Linked DNA regions of Homo sapiens: region 2 is linked to region 1. A link is an interaction called in ENCODE POLR2A ChIA-PET data of the cell type or tissue named here. Cell type or tissue: OCI-LY7. All regions are shown on one strand. Each heading gives the region's core, and the rest is flanking DNA. Links, peaks and the distances in the headings are about the cores only. Region 1 has its middle 8.9 kb from the start of BCL9L. Region 2 holds the start of SLC37A4 (solute carrier family 37 member 4).

Evidence for each region. ChIA-PET counts read pairs that join two places held together with the same protein. Peaks named below come from ENCODE experiments on the same cell type or tissue, not always from the same donor. Only the 100,000 strongest peaks of a DNase experiment are listed, where the experiment ranks them.
Region 2: POLR2A ChIA-PET joins it to region 1 with 8 read pairs; 10 of 35 experiments call an interaction of 5 or more read pairs at or near these places.

What each region holds. Positions count from the first base shown.
Region 1 is chr11:118,930,226-118,939,433 of GRCh38, forward strand. It overlaps the pseudogene RN7SL688P. Among named protein-coding and RNA genes, the nearest start is that of BCL9L, 8.9 kb to the left of the region's middle. In OCI-LY7, for the core only: no CTCF peak of the experiment used is centred there; a DNase peak (open chromatin) is centred at 5,341.
Region 2 is chr11:119,030,068-119,037,404 of GRCh38, forward strand. It overlaps SLC37A4 (solute carrier family 37 member 4), which reads right to left and starts at 810. Exons shown (of 10, transcript NM_001467.6): 1 at 782-810. RefSeq lists silencers at 265-424, 5,930-6,084. In OCI-LY7, for the core only: a CTCF peak has its summit at 996; DNase peaks (open chromatin) are centred at 424 and 914; H3K4me3 peaks cover 920 bases; H3K27ac peaks cover 471 bases.

The sequences.
Region 1 (9,208 bases), core at 2,397-7,396:
AGCGAACAGCCCCTCCCCCGTCCTCTGTGACCCTCAACTCTGCTGTGGATGACTCTGCCGAGGGAATACCGCAGACTAGGCAGGAAGGGGTTAACGCAGCTACTGCGCTCGAATGGAGCGCCAGGTGAGGCACCACCCATCTTGGCCTTCAGGTGTGTGGGTGGGGAAAGAGGAGGGACACTGACCTTAAGGGCTGCTTTTTTGCCCCCTGGTGGCTAAATCTGGCTTAGCAGCCGCTGGAAAAAATACGCTCACATGGGGATTCGCGGAAGAAGAACACTGGCGACGACAGTAGAGTGTGCCTCTTGCGGGAACAGCACCTTCCTAGGGAAGGAGATCGTTCTGGGAAGGCTGATGGAAGGAGGGAGCTCCCACAGTCCCTGCCACACCATCCCGCTCAGTAGGCTGCCTCAGCCAATTCCAGATCCTTGCCCTAGGGGCTCTACTTGTGGGTCCCAAACACCTGGAGGAGGGTAGGAAAAAAACAGAAGATACAGGCCCTGTCCTCCCAGGGTCTCCATCTAATAGAGAGGGTCTGTAGGAGGAAGTTGCTCCTACCTTTTCCTTCCGTGCCTCAGGCCTTCCCAGAGCACCCATTCCCTCCAGACCCCAGCATCAAATACAAACCAGCCAGGCTTCAAAGCTCCTACCAGCTACCCCAACCCCCTTCAGCTTCTCTCCCCTCCAGCCAAGCTGATTTCTAGGACCCTCCCTGTAAAAAGACTCCACTTGAGGGATTCCAGGTGTTCTTATCCCCAACATGGCTGAGACCCTTCCTCCCATCTACCCAAAGCCCTCCCTGATTAGCAAAGCCAATCATCTTGAAGGGCTCCTTCCCCCCCTCCCCTTCAATTGCCTTACTTTTCTCCCTGTCCTTATTTCCCACTACTTTCCTTTCAAGACTTCTTTTTGCATGGGCAGTTCACCCAATTGGGGACAATTCTGTCCTCCTTGTACCCTGTGATACCTCAATAGTTGCCTTTTCTCCCAGCTCGGTGGCAAGCCCTGTAGTCCCAGCTAGCAGGCAGGAGGATCACTTGACCCCGGGAGTTCTGGGCTGCAATGCATTATGCTGATGGGTGTCCACACCAAGTTCAGCATCGATATGGTGACCTCCTAGGAGTGGGAGACCGCCAGGTTGACTAAGGAAGGGTGAGCTGGCCCAGGTCAGAATGGAACAGATTGAAACTCTGGTGCTGATCATGGTGGGATTGGGCACACAAGCCTGACAACACCAGGACACCCTGTCTCTTTATTTATTTTTTCAAACACCAACTCAAACCAGATGAGACCTTGTCTCTTAAAACAAACAAACAAACAAAAAAAGTCTTTTCCTTCAGGAATCCTTCTCTGACCAACCCCACCTACTTATTCATCCAACAGATATTTATTGAGGACCTGCTATGTGCCTGGCACTTGACTAGACACTAGGTTGGTACATGTTGGTGACATAGATGTTTGTCCTTTTCCTCACACAGCCTGCAGCCTAGTGGGGGTCAGACAACAAGTGAGTGGGTGATTTCAATTCAGTGTGGGCACATTTAGGGGAAGTGGACACCAATCCCAGACTTGAGAGTTTGGGGAAGCTTCCTGCAGGGACCAACTGTCTGAGCTGGAACTTCCAGCATCAGGTATGGTTCTGTCCAGGCAAACAGTACATCTCACTAGAGCTCTAAAGATAGAATAGGAGGCTGGGTGTGGAGGCTCATGCCTGTAATCCCAGCACTTTGAGAGGCTGAGGTGGGTGGATTGCTTGAGTCTGGGAGTTCAAAATCAGCCTGGGCAACATGGCAAAACTCTGTCTCTACTGAAAGTACGAAAAAAAAAAAAATTAGCCAGGCATGGTGGCGCATTCCTGTAGTCCCAGCTACTTGGGAGGCTGAGGTGGGAGAATCACCTGAGTCAGGGGTGGTCGAGGCTGCAGTGAGCCGAGATCGTGCCACTGCACTCCAGCCTGGGCAATTGGAGTTAGACCCTGTCTCAAAAAAAAAAAAAAAATAGCATCCCACCAAAGGCTCTCCACCAGTTGTTATGAGAGGCCTCTAAGGCGGCGTTCCCAAACAATGCTTTTTTTGTTGTTTTTTTCCGAGACAGAGTCTTGCTCTATCGTCCAGGCTGGAGTGCGGTGGCGTGATCTCTGCTCACTGCAACCCCTGCCTCCCAGGTTCAAGCAATTCTCCTGCCTCAGCCTCCCAAGTAGCTGGTAGCTGGTGGCTGGGATTACAGGCATGTGCCACTACGCCTGGCTAATTTTTGTATTACTAGTTGTGATGGGGTTTCACCGTGTTGGCCAGGCTAGTCTCAAACTCTTGACCTTGTGATCTGCCCACCTCAGCCTCCCAAAGTGCTGGGATTACAGGCATGAGCCACCATGCCTGACCCAAACAACCCATTTCTGGTTTTTAGTTTTTTGTTTTTTTTTGAGATGGAGTCTCGCTCTGTCACCCAGGTTGGAGTGCAGTGGCGCGGTCTCGGCTCACTGCAAGTTCCACCTCCTGGGTTCACGCCATTCACCTGCCTCAGCCTCCCGAGTAGCTGGGATTACAAGCGCCCACCACCACGCCTGGCTAACTAATATTTTTTGTATTTTTAGTAGAGACGGGGTTTCACCGTTTTAGGCAGGATGGTCTTGAACTCCTGACCTTGTGATCCGCCCGCCTCGGCCTCCCAAAGTGCTGGGATTACAGGCGTGAGCCACCACGCCCGGCCCCAAACAACCCATTTCTAATTCTCCAAGTCCCAAAAGAACTTTGTTCTGAGAGTCCAAAGTACAAGACCTTGGCCTAGTCACTTCCTGTCTCTGGGTTGCAGCTTCTTCAAGTGTAAAACAAGAGGCTTAGGTGCCTTTATCTTCATGCCCTTCTTTATCCTATAGATAGCGATTAAATAGTTGGCTTGTTGACAGAAAAACCCTCACTTAGCTCTCATCTGCATGGGGCTACCAGAGCTCATAAACCCAGGAGAAGCTGTCATAGGCAGGACCTCAGAGAAAGCCAGTTGGTCAGTCACCTGTGTCTCGCCCACTGCCCCCTTGGTCTGGCAGTTCTGCGTCCTGGGAACATTTCATTCTTGCTGCTAATGGAAGGCAAGAGGCTTTCCGAGATTGTGCTGGAGGGGAGAGCATGCCCACAATATATTTAGTTACTGTATTAATCTGCTCTAATATGTAGCACTATAGGACTGTTATTTTTGAGAGAGGGAATGTTCTCAGGTGAGGAAACTGCTTGGTGAAGGTCCAGAGTGGTGAAAGGACTCGCCTAAAAGCATAGGGTTGGTGCTGATAGCTGGAAGAGCCTCCTGATTCCGTGTCCAGACTCTTTCCACGACACCACGGCAGCACTTGATCCAACTTTCCATTGGACTTCTTCCTGTGTCTGGCTCATTTCCCTGTGAGGCCATACGATCTGGGAAGGCAGGCTCAGCCTCCTTATCTGGACATCCCCCAGAGCCTGGAGGGGTGCTCAGAACCTGCCATCTCCCAGGCCCTCCTTTTCTCTCTCATCATGACCCTGTTTATATTTATGTAGCTCTCTTACTCATTCTAAAAAGCCTTCCCTGGATTGTTGACAAAGCCCTGGGCCAGGCACAGTCCCAATCCCAGCCAGATCTAAAACCTGCTCTGTGACTTAAAACAAACTGATTCACTTCCCTGGGCCTTGTGTTCTCCATCTGTCAAGACCTATAACCTGGCGGGGCACAGTGGCTTACGCCTGTAATCCCAACACTTTGGGAGGCCGAGGTGGGTGGATCACTTGAAGTCAGGAGTTTGAGACCAGCCTGGCCAACATGGTGAAACCCCGTCTCTACTAAAAATACAAATATTAGGCAGGCGCGGTGGCTCATGCCTGTAATCCCAGCACTTTGGGAGGCCAAGGCAGGCAGATCACGAGGTCAGGAGATTGAGACCATTCTGGCCAACATGGCGAAACCCTGTCTCTGCTAAAAATACCAAAAAAAAATTAGTTGGGTGTGGTGATGCACGCCTGTAGTCCTAGCTACTCGGGAGGCTGAGGCAGGAGAATCACCTGAACCCAGGAGGCAGAGGTTGCAGTGAACCAAGATCGTGCCACTGCCCTCCAACCTGGGCTACAGAATGAGACTCCATCTCAAAAATAGGCCAACCTATTCTAACTCCTAAGGCATTTGTAATCTCAGCTCTGAAATCCCAAATCAGGAAGTGTTTTTAAAAGACATAGCTCTGCCGGGCACGGTGGCTCATGCCTGTAATCCCAGCACTTTGGGAGACCTAGGCGGGTAGATCATGAGGTCAGGAGTTTGAGACCAGCCTGGCCATTATGATGAAACCCTGTCTCTACTAAAAATACAAAAATTAGCCAGGCATGGTGGCATGCACCTGGGAGGCTGAGGCAGGAGAATCACCTGAACCTGGGAGGCGGAGGTTACAGTGAGCCAAGATCGCACCATTGCACTCCAGGCTGAGTTACAGAGCGAGACTCTGTCTCAAGAAAAAAAAAAAAAAAGACATAGCTCTGAGATAAGGGAATAAGCCCAATGCTTCTGTCTTCCTGTAGGGTCTCACAACCTCAGGAATACATCTGCTTTATCTGCAGGGACTAGGGTGCTGCTTTTTTTTTTTTTTTTTTCCCCAGAGGTGGTTGTCTCACTATATTGCCCAGCCCCAAGTTCTTATCCTTACTAGTCATTGTACAAATAATACAGGTACCTGCCTTCAAGGGGCTTATAAGATGGGGACAGTGAGAGAACAATAAAAGATGCTGAATAGGCCGGGCGCGGTGGCTCACACCTGTAATCCCAGCACTCTGGGAGCCCTAGGCAGGCAAATCACCTGAGGTCAGGAGTTCAAGGCCAGCCTGGCCAACATGGTGAAACCCCATCTCTACTTAAAATACAAAAAAAATTAGCCTGGCGTGGTGATGCACGTCTGTAATCACAGCTACTTGCGAGGCTGAGGCAGGAGAATCGCTTGAACCAGGGAGGCGAAGATTGCAGTGAGCCGAAATCACGCCACTGCACTCCGGCCTGGGAAACAGAGCAAGACTCCATCTCAAAAAAAAAAAAAAAAAAAAGATGCTGAGTAATTAAATCATATGAAGTTTATGCAGTCAGTGCAAATTGCATCCTCAGGTAGACCTGGTGGAGAAAGAGAAAACTGACCTGGAGCTGGAAAGACAGGCCAGGGACAGAGTCACACAGAGGGCTCGGTGAGGGGCAGGGAAAGAGCAAAAGCAGGATTAATGTCAATAGGAAGGGAGTGAATCTCAAAGACCAACTACCTAGTTCAAGTTCTCTTTTTTTGTTTTTTTGTTTTTTTTTTCTGAAACGGGGTCTCACTTCGTTGCCCAGGCTGGAGTGCGGTTGCCACGGCTCACTGCAGCCTCAGCCTTCCTGGGCTTGGGTGGTCCTCTCACCTCAGCCTCCTGCGTAGCTGGGACTACAGGCACGTACCACAACACCCGCTAATTTTTGTATTTTTTGTAGAGCTGGGGTTTTGCCATGTTGCCCAGGCTTGTCTCTAACTCCTGGGCTCAAGCAACCCTCCCTCCTCAGCCTCCCAAAGTGCTGGGCTTATAGGTGTGAGCCACTGTACCCAGCCTTCAAACTCTTTCTGATGGTTACCTCCCTGCCAACATCTCTGGCCAGCAGTGTATTAGCATCTTCTTCTTTTTTTTTTTTTTTTTTTTCTTGAGATGGAATTTTGCTCTGTCACCAGGCTGGAGTGGGGTGGTCTCAGCTCACTGCAACCTCGACCTCCCAGGTTCAAGCAATTCTCTTGCCTCAGCCTCCCTAGTAGCTGGGACTACAGGCGTGCGCCACCATGCCCAGCTAATTTTTGTATTTTTAGTAGAGACAAGGTGTCACCATGTTGGCCAGGATTGTCTTGATCTCTTGACCTCGTGATCCACCCGCCTGGGCTTCCAAAGTGCTGAGATTACAGGCGAGAGCCACGGCCCCTGTCCATCAGCGTCTTCTTGAACACCTTTAGTAACAGGGAGCTTACTGTTACTCCCAAGACAGCTCACTCCGTTTATGGACATCTGTTTTTCCTTCCTCAAAGCTGAACTTCATCTACCAGTGGTCTCCACGGAACTAAACTTCATTTTGAGATAATCTCTTATCTCCTGGTGGTCCGTGCACTACCTTTTGGGGGTGCACACTGTAAATCTAATTCTTCCTCCCCATGATAGCCCTTCAGGTATTTGAGCTTTAGTGGTCCCTACTCTTTCTTTTTTTTTTTTTTTCTGAGACAGAGTCTTGCTCTTGTTGCCCAGGCTGGAGTGCTGTGGCACAATCTCAGCTCACTGCAATCTCCACTTCCTGGGTTCAAGGGATTCTCCTGCGTCACCCTCCCAAGTAGCTGGGATTACAGGCGCCCGCCACCACGCCCAGCTAATTTTTATATTTATAGTAGAGACAGGGTTTCCGCATGTTGGCCAGGTTGGTCTCAAACTCCTGACCTCACGATCCACTCTTTACTTTTGCCTAAACATTCCCAGGTCACAAAACAATGGCTCCCATCATAACACCTGGCCAACTTACAATAAAGCAAGATTATCTGTCTTCTCCTTTATTCCAAATACCATATCTCCAGTAACGTGACTTAACATTGGATTTGCTCCTGGCAGTCATGTTATGCTGATGTCCCTTTTTCTTTTTTCTTTCTTTTTTTTTTTTTTTTTTGAGACAGAGTTTTGCTCTTGTTCCCCAAGCTGGAGTGCAATGGCGTGACCTCGGCTCCACTGCAAACTCCGCCTCCCAGGTTCAAGTGATTCTCCTGCCTCAGCCTCCCAAGTAGCTGGGATTGCAGGTGCACGCCACCACGCCCGGCTGATTTTTTGTATTTTTAGTGGAAACAGGGTTTCACCATGTTAGCCAGGCTGGTCTCGAACTCCCGATCTCAGGTGATCCGCCCGCCTCAGCCTCCCAAAGTGCTGGGATTACAGGCGTGAGACACCGCGCCCGGCCTGATGTCCCTTTTTCTTTTCTTTTTTTAAGACGGAGTTTCACTCTTGTTGCCCAGGCTGCAGTGCAATGGCGCGGTTGGTCTCAGCTCACCACAACCTCAGCCTCCCGGGTTCAAGCGATTCTCCTGCCTCAGCCTCCCATGTAGCTGGGATTACAGGCGCCTGCCACCATGCTCAGCTAATTTTTATATTTTTAGTAGAGACGGGGTTTCACTATGTTGGCCAGGCTGGTCTGGAACTCCTGACCTCAAGTCATCTGCCCGCCTCAGCTTCCCAAAGTGCTGGGATTACGGATGTGAGCCACCGCACCCAGCTTGATGTCCCTTTTTCTTTCTCCCTATCCCCTCTGCCCCACCAGTGCTGATGTCTTAGACTGAACTTACTAAAACCCCGGATTCTTTTTCACCTGAACTTCTTCTAAGCCATGTCTGGCCCACTGTGTATTGCTGAGGTCTTACATAGATCTCTGATCACTTTATTCTGTTAGGTTTACCTAACCATTCTATACATGGAGATGATTCTTGGATCCTTATCTTTCAATGTTTACTATCCCTCAAGGGTTATATCTGTGAAATGTGATACTATATTTTCATATAAGCTGTTAATAAAAATATTTAACAGGAAAGAGATGGAGACAAAACCCTAAAGTATGCAAATGTTCTTCCGCTTGGTACCAATCCATGTCACACTGAGAAGTAGCAAGAATAAATGGTTTTGTAGGTGGGATGGAGTCAGATCAAAATGAGCCTCAAAAGAAGAAAATAGAAAGGCTCAGAAGGTTTTTGAGTGAAGAGTGATACAAGGAACAATCTGGTATAGCAAAAAAACAAAACACTAACCCTGGAACTCAACAGATCTGGATCTGATCTACAATTCCAGGTCTATTGCTTATTAGCTGTAGAACTTTGGGCAAATTAACCGCTCTGAGCATCTGTTTCTTCTCCTGTAAAATGCGATAACAACTACCTTAGGATTTATTGTGAAGATTAAAAGAGATAGCATATATGACAAGCCTAGTACATAACAGGTGCTCAATAAATGAAGAAGAAAAATGGGAGGGTGAGGAGGAGGAGAAGAAAGTCATGCTCAGGACAGGCCCAGGTCTAGTAGTGTCTCACTCTATTGCCCAGGCTAGAGTGCAGTGGCACGATCTCGGCTCACTGGAACCTCCACCTCCCGGGTTCAAGTGATTCTCCTGCCTCAGCCTCCTGAATAGCAGGGATTACAGGCATGTGCCACCATGTCCAGGTAATTTTGTATTTTTAGTGGGGGTTTCACCATGTTGGCCAGGCTGGTCTTGAACTCCTGACCTCAAGTCATCCACCCGCCTTGGCCTCCCAAAGTGCTAGAATTACAGGCATGAGCCATGGCACCTGGCCAGGTCTGGTTTCTGAAGAGGGACTACACTTGTGGTAAACCCAAGTGGAAAGTCCACCTCTGAGGCTACTGTGAGGGCCTGAGATGACTCACTGGGGCTGGGGCTTGGTCTAGGATAATATGTATGGAATGGCAAAGGGAAGGAAGCAGATCTGAATGACATTTCCAAAGGAGAATTGATCCACCTTGGACTCAAGTGAGGTGTGGAGGATGACAGAGAGAGGAGTCACACGTAGCACCAAGGTTTTTACTCTGGGTAGTGACAGGGAAGTACGAAGGGGGTGATGGCTTGGGGAAGATGGTTCATGGTTAGTCACTGCATTAGGCATGGCAGTAGGATACCAAGTGGACATGACCAGTGAGGAGGTGAAGCGATTCGATTAGAACTTCAGAGAAAGAGAAGTCAGAGCCAAAGTTATGTTCCTGGGAAGCACCGCATGCCAGTGGTAGCTGCAGGCATTGGGTGAGGTTTCTGAGGGTGAGCTGGGAAGCGAACCAAGGACAGGACCCTGTAGGACACATCCGGAGCCATGACTTAGGGCTGGAGAAGAAACTGCCCCACACTGCTTTCCCTCCCCACCATTCTCTGCCTCCTGGTCAGAGTTGCAAAGATCAACCCAAGCTGACACCCACCCACCCACTGCATCACTGCAGACAGAAATCTGTGCAGAGCCCACTGGAATCGAAACCCTCCAGGACTCTGCTTTTCTGTCCTGATATCAGAAAGGACACAAGTTCTTGTCTAATCAACAGACCCCAGCTTGTTGCTGCAATCGTGCACTTGAAAAGGGAGAGGCAGGAGGGATGCCACAGAGAGAGATGTGGACAGAGGCAGGCAGGGACACCTTCGTGAAGAGCAGGAGAGAAACAGAAGCTGAGGGACAAAG
Region 2 (7,337 bases), core at 1-5,000, 97 kb after region 1:
GGGGACCTCCCCAGTTCAGGTCCCACGGTGTCACACAGAAAGCCCCGCTAAGGGCTGAGGTCCTGATGGGGCCCCACAGAGCTACCTCTGGGTCCCCATTACCCTGCGACGTCAGTCTGGGCTTCCTTCGGGCTAGCTGGGGGCTGCAGGGTCTGGTTTCCAACCTGTGGGACGTTGGCAGGGGCCGCAAGCAGAGGGACTGGGCAGCTCGTGGGCGGGAAGGTGCCCCGGCGGGCTTCGGGCTGCAGGGCACAACCGTCCCGCCCAGGGCCCCGGCAACATGCCCCGGCTTTTCCGCTCAATTGGGAAAGCAACTGGAGCAGAAGGCGTAGGCGCACGCGGAGCGGGCGACCGCACGTATTCTCCCGGAGGCCCCGCGCTTCTGGCACCCAGAGGCTCAGCCTGGTAGGGGAGGGCCAGGCGGCGGGCGGGAGAGGAGGAGAGGCGGCGGGCGGCGAAGAGGCGGCGGGCTCGTGGCACCTGCCCAGCCCCGTGGGTCCTCACGCTACCCAGGACACGCTACTGTGCGGCTGGGAACCACGGGGGCCGGGGGTGCAGGAGCTGGAGAGGTGCGGAGACCACAGGACTGGCGCGATAGAAAGGGGTCTCGTGCTGGTGGTCAGGGACAGCGCCTCGGTGGCCCCAAGACCCATGAATTGTCTCTGGAACTGCAGGAACAGCTCCGGGTCGTATCGGAAGTTGGGGTTCGCCAACAATGGCTCCCCAAGACCTGAGATCCCCGCCCTCAGGTGACTCCCCTCCCCCGCATACCGCCTCCTACCTGAACAGAGGCGGGAGCCCGAATAGGACGGGGCGGGGCTAGCGAAGGCTGCGCAAGCGCGGCCGGCGGGGGCGTGGTCTTCGCCTGCTGCTTCGCTTGCCGGCCAGTGGAGTTCCCCGCCCCACATGCCGGGGACGTCGACTTACTCCCTCCCGCTGGTCACGCTGCTCCTTGGACGAACGAGCATAGCGCCCCTTAGGGGCTGGGCACGGCATGTCCAATTCTTAAGTGGTTGCATTCAACAAACCAGTTTTTAGTGAGTGCCCTCCTCTACAAAACACACCGAACACTAAGGTGATAATCATTGTTCCCAAGTTGCTCACAGTCTGGGAAAGGTGTTGTAGGAACACACAGTATTTTCTTTTTTTCTTTTTTTTTTTTTTTGAAACAGTCTCGCTCAGTCGCCCAGGCTGGAGTGCAGTGGCGCGATTTCGGCTCACTGCAAGCTCCTCCTCCCGGGTTCACACCATTCTCCTGCCTCAGCCTCCCGAGTAGCTGGGACTACGGGCGCCCACCACCACGCCCGGGTAATTTTTTGTATTTTTAGTAGAGACGGGGTTTCACCGTGTTTGCCAGGATGGTCTCGATCTCCTGACCTCGTGATCCGCTCACCTCGGCCTCCCAAAGTGCTGGGATTACAGGCGTGAGCCACCGCGCCCAGCCCACAATTTGGAATTTTAACTTGTGGTTAGATTGTTGGGGACAGAGACGGGGCCTGGAGTAAATATCAAATTCTAGTCCTAGACCCACAGCATTCTAACTGTATGACCTTGGTTAATCTCTATGAGCTCCCGTTTCCTACCAGCCTGGTAGATCATTGTGAAGACTCAACAGATGATTTAGATAAGAGCTCAGAAATTCTATAAGAGTTCTCAACAACAATGGTTTTCACTGATCCCAGTTAAGAGTTGTGAGGAGTAACAGTAGTGATGCTATTTTACAACAATGATGACTGTGTTCTCAGAAACAGAGCAAATGTTAACCCTGCCCATAGCTTCAACAGAAGGTAACATAGCCTAACAAAGTCCCCAACAGTCCCAATCAGCCAGCACTTCCCGACCTCTCCCCAATAGAAACGATATTATAAAAGCCTCAGCTTGTAAGCGATCAGGGTCTCAGCCAGACTCCTGACTGGAACTCCTTGCAGGCTTATTCCTGTGAATAAACCTGTTTGGCCGTTGAGTTGCCTCCTGTCTCTCGCTCTCTTCCCTTATATCTTCCTAACAAGAGTGGCTGAAGGAATTGTAAGTGTTCCAAAATTGAGAGCAAAGATCTTTTACTCCAGAGAAGATGGTCAGGGAAGGGAGGAGGAGGAGATGAGATAAAATAGGATGACAGGCCGGACGCGATGGCTCATGCTTGTAATCCCAGCACATTGGGAGGCCAAGGCGGGCAGATCACTTGAAGTCAGGAGTTCGAGACCAGCCTGGCCAACATGGTGAAACCCTGTCTCTACTAAAAATACCAAAATTAGCCAGGCTTGGTGGCACACGCCTGTAATCCCAGTTACTGGGGAGGCTGAGGCAGGAGAATTTCTTGGACCTGGGAAGCAGAGGTTGCAGTGAGCCGAGATCGTGCCACTGCACTCCAGCCTGGGTGACAGAGCGAGAGCCTGTCTCAAAAAAAAAAAAAAAAAAATAGGATGACGATGTCACTGAACTTCGTTAATTCAAAATCGGGGAGGAGCCTAGTTTGTACCAGGCACTGTGCTTTCAGCCAGGTAGATCCAAGGACCAGGAAACAGTTCCTCCGAAACCAAACCAGAGCAGATTCTTACTTTACCTAATAGAGGAGTAGGAAGCCATCAGGTTTTTCTCCGCTTTTATTTTTAAGATTTAACATACACATAATAAAATACAAAAAGTGCAGGAATCTTACATGTACAACTCAGTGATTTTTTACACATGTTAATACCCGTGTAACCACCACCTAAATTAACAGCCCTATCGTTTTGTTTTGGAAGTGGAGTGATCTCAGCTCACTGCAACCTCCTTCTCTGGGGTTCAAGCGATTCTCCTGCCTCAGCCTCCCGAGTAGCTGGGATTACAGGCATGCCCCACCATGCCCAGCTAATTTTGTAATTTTAGTAGGGGTAGGGTTTCTCCATGTTGGTCAGGCTGGTCTCAAACTCCTGACTTCAGGTGATCTGCCCCCCTTGGCCTCCCAAAGTGCTGGGATTACAGGCATGAACAACTGCACCCAGCCAACCCGGTTAATTTTTCTATTTTTTGTAGAGACAAGAGTTTCACCATATTGGCCAGGCTGGCCTCGAAATCCTGAGCTCAAGGGATCCACCTGCCTTGGTCTTCCAATATCCTGGAATTACAGGCATGAGCCACTGTGCCTGGTCGATGGTGTTTATTTGTTTGTTTGTTTGTTTTTGAGACAGAGTCTTGCTCTGTCGGCCAGGCTGAAGTGCAGTGGCAGGATCTCGGCTCACTGCAACCTCTGCCTCCTGGGCTCAAGCCATTCTCCTGCCTGAGCCTCCTGAGTAGCTGGGATTACAAGCATGTGCCACCACGCCCAGCTAATTTTTGTATTTTTAGTAGAGACAGGGTTTCACCCTATTGGCCAGGCTGGTCTCGAACTCCTGACCTCAGGTAATCCGCCCACCTCGGTCTCCCAAAGTGCTAGGATTACAGGCGTGAGCCACTGCGCCCGGTCTGTTTTTTTTGTTTGTTTGTTTGTTTGTTTGTTTGTTTTTGAGACAGGCTTGCTCTGTTGCCCAGGCTGGAGTGCAATGGTATCTTAGCTCACTCTAACCTCAAATTCCTGAGCATTGAGCGATCCTCCCAAGTAGCTAAGACTACAGGACCAGGCCACCTGGGTTCAAGCGATTCTTCTGCCTCAGCTTCCTGAGTAGTTGGTATTATAGGTGCCCGCAAACACGCCTGGCTAATTTTTGTATTTTTAGTACAGACAGGGTTTCTTTCTTTCTTTTTTTCTTTTTCTTTCTTTTTTTTTTTTTTTTTTTTGAGACAGAGTCTCGCTCTCTCGCCCAGGCTGGAGTGCAGTGGCACCATCTGGGCTCACTGCAAGCTCCGCCTCCCAGGTTCATGCCATTCTCCTGCCTCAGCCTCCCGAGTAGCTGGGACTACAGACACCCGCCACCACGGTCAGCTAATTTTTTGTATTTTTAGTAGAGACGGGGTTTCACTGTGTTAGCCAGGATGGTCTCGATCCTGACCTCGTGATCCACCCGCCTCGGCCTCCCAAAGTGCTAGATTACAAGCGTGAGCCACCGCACCCGGCGTACAGAGGGGGTTTCGCCATGTTGGCCAGGCTAGTCTCAAACTCCTGAGTTTAGGTTATCCACCTGCCTCAGGCTCCCAAAGTGCGGCGATTACAAGCATGATCCATCGCACCCAGTCAGTGGGAATTAAATGGAAAAACATTTTAAAGCACTTTATGATCAGGATAGTAGGGACTCAAATGCTAGTTTGCTCACTGTATTTCCAAAGAATGTTAAGAAATGAGAAGATAGGCCGGGCATGGTGGCTTACTCCCGTAATCCCAGCACTTTGCGAGGCTGAGGCGCGCGGATCATGAGGTCAGGAGTTCGAGACCAGCCTGACCAACATGGTGAAACCCTGTCTCTACTAAAAATACAAAAATTAGCCGGGTGTGGTGGTGTACACCTGTAATCCCAGCTAATCAGGAGGCTGAGGCAGGAGAATCACTTGAACCTGGGAGGCAGAAGTTGCAGTGAGCTGAGATGGCGCCATTGCACTCCAGCCTAGGTGACAGAGTGAGACTCCGTCTCAAAAAAAAAAAAAAAGAAAGAAAGAAAGAAAAGAAAAAGAAATGAGAAGATGACATCCCAATACAGTACAAAGACTTTACTAAGGGATAATAAAAGGTAATTTGAACAAACGTAAATCATACTACATGCCTGAAAAACAAGCTATGACTTTGATACTGTCCAAATGTCAATCCATTCAAAATTCATTTGGCATTTTAAAACCATCCCAATCTATATCCCAACAGAATTTGTTGGAAACTGGACAAAGTTTTTATTTTTTTTTCAGAAGCCATAGAAATGAATGGACAACATTATTTTAAATATCATCCGAGGTTGGGCCCAGTGGCTCATGCTTACAATCCCAACACTTTGGAAGGATGGCTTGAGGTCAGGAGTTTGAGACCAGCCTGGGCAACGTAGTGAGACCCCATTGCTACAAAAAATTTAGAAATTAGCCAGGTGTGGTGGCATGTGCCTCTAGTCCTATCTACTCAGGGGCTTAGACGGGAAGAGACCTTGAGCCTAGGAGTTCAAGGCCTCAGTGAGCTATGATTGTAGCACTGCACTCCAGCCTAGGCTACAAGAAAGACCTTGTTTCAAAAAAATTTTTTATCTCATGTATGATTTTAACTATGATAAAAGGGACATCCTGCACAGGTGCAGTGGCTTATGCTGTAATTCAACCACTTTGGAAGGCTGAGGTGAGAGGGTTGATTGAGTCCAGGAGTTCAAGACCAGCCTGGGCAACATAGGGAGAACCCCCCGCCATCTCTACAAAAATATAAAAAATTAGCCAGGGTCGGGTGCAGTGGCTCATGCCTGTAATGCCAGCACTTTGGAAGGCTGAGGCAGGCAGATCACCTGAGGTCAGGAGTTCGAGACCAGCCTGGCCAACATGATGAAACCCAGTCTCTACTAAAAATACCAAAATTAGCTGGGCGTGGTGGCATGTGCCTTTAATCCCAGATACTCCTGAGGCTGAGGCAGGAGAATCGAATGAACCCGGGAGGCGGAGGTTGCAGTGAGCCAAGATCGCGCCACTGCACTCCAGCCTGGGCCACAGAGCGAGACTCCATCTCAAAATAATAAATAAATAAATAAAAGTAAAAATTAGCCAGGTGTGGTGGCATGTACCTGTGGTCCCAGCTAATTGGGAGACTGAGGTGGCAGGATTGCTTGAGGCAGGAAGGTCAAGGCTGCAGTAAGCTATGATCGCACTACTGTACTCTAGCCTGGGTGAAAGCAAGACCGTGTTTCAAAAGAAAAATTTTTTTTAATTAAAAAAAATGACACTCCTGGACGGGTGCAGTGGCTCACGCTTATAATCCCAGCACTTTGGGAGGCCGAGGTGGGTGGATCACGAGGTCAGGAGTTCCAGACCAGCCTGGCCAACATGGTGAAACCCCGTCTACTAAAAATACAAAAATTAGCCAGGCGTGGAGGCGTGCACCTGTAATCACAGCTATTCAGGAGGCTGAGGGAGGAGAATCGCTTGAACCTGAAAGGCAGAGGTTGCAGTGAGCCAAGATGGCACCATTGCACTCCAGCCTGGGCAACAGGGTGAGACTCAGTCTCAAAAAAAAAAACACAAAAATTAGGCGGGCATGGTGGCACACACCTGTAATTCCAGCTACTAGGGAGGCTGAGGCAGGAGAATCACTTGAACCAGGGAGGCGGGGGTTGCAGTGAGCTGAGATCATGCCACTGCACTTGAGCCTGGGTGACAGAGCAAGACTCCGTCTCAAAATTTAAAATAAATAAATAATTTTTTTTTTAATTAACCAGGCATGGTGGCTCATGCTGATAGTCCCAGCTACTCAGGAGGCTGAGGTGGGAGGATTGCTTAAGTCTGGGTGGTCAAGGTTGCACTGAGCAGTGATTGTGCTACTGCACTCCTGCCTGGGCAACCGAGTGAGACCTTGTCTCCAAAAAAGTAAAAAAAAAAAAAAAAAAAAAGGAAGCCATCCCAAATCAATAGAGTGGAGTGGATTAACTAATAAATAATGCCAGGCACAGTGGCTCATGCCTGTAATTGAAACACTTTGGAAGGCCAAGGCAGGAGAATTGCTTGAGCCGAAAAGGTTGAGGCTGCAATGAGCTGTGATCACGCCACTGCACTCCCTCCTGGGTGACAGAGTGAGACCCTGCCTCAAAATAAATAAATAATAAATAGATAAATGAATAAATTGTTCTAGGTATTTAGAAAAAATCAACTTAGATCTCTATTGCACACTCCACACAAAATAAATCCCAGATAGATTTAAAAATGCCATTTAAGACCTGGCACAGTGGTTCACGCCTGTAATTCCAGCACTTTGGGAGGCTGAGGAGGGCAGATCACCTGAGGTCAGGAGTTCAAGACCAGCCTGACCAACATGGTGAAACTCTGTCTCTACTAAAATTACAAAAATTAGTTGAGCGTGATGGCACATGCCTGTAGTCCTAGCTACTTAGGAGGCTGAGGCAGGGGAATCACTCAAACTCAGGAGGTGGAAGTTGCAGTGAGCTGAGATTGCACCACTGCACTCCAGCCTGGGCGACAGAGAGAGACTCCGTCTCAAAAAAATAAATAAATAAATAAAGAGGCTGGGCGTAGTGGCTCACGCCTGTAATCCCAGCACTTTGGGAGGCCAAGGCAGGCAGATCACCTGACGTCAGGAGTTTGAGATCAGCCCAGCCAACACGGTGAAACCTCATTTCTACTAAAAATACAAAAATTAGCCGAGTGTGGTGGCAGGTGCCTGTAATCCCAGCTACTTGGGGGCTGAGGCAGGAGAATCGCTTGGACCTGGGAGGCGGAGGTTGCAGTAAGCC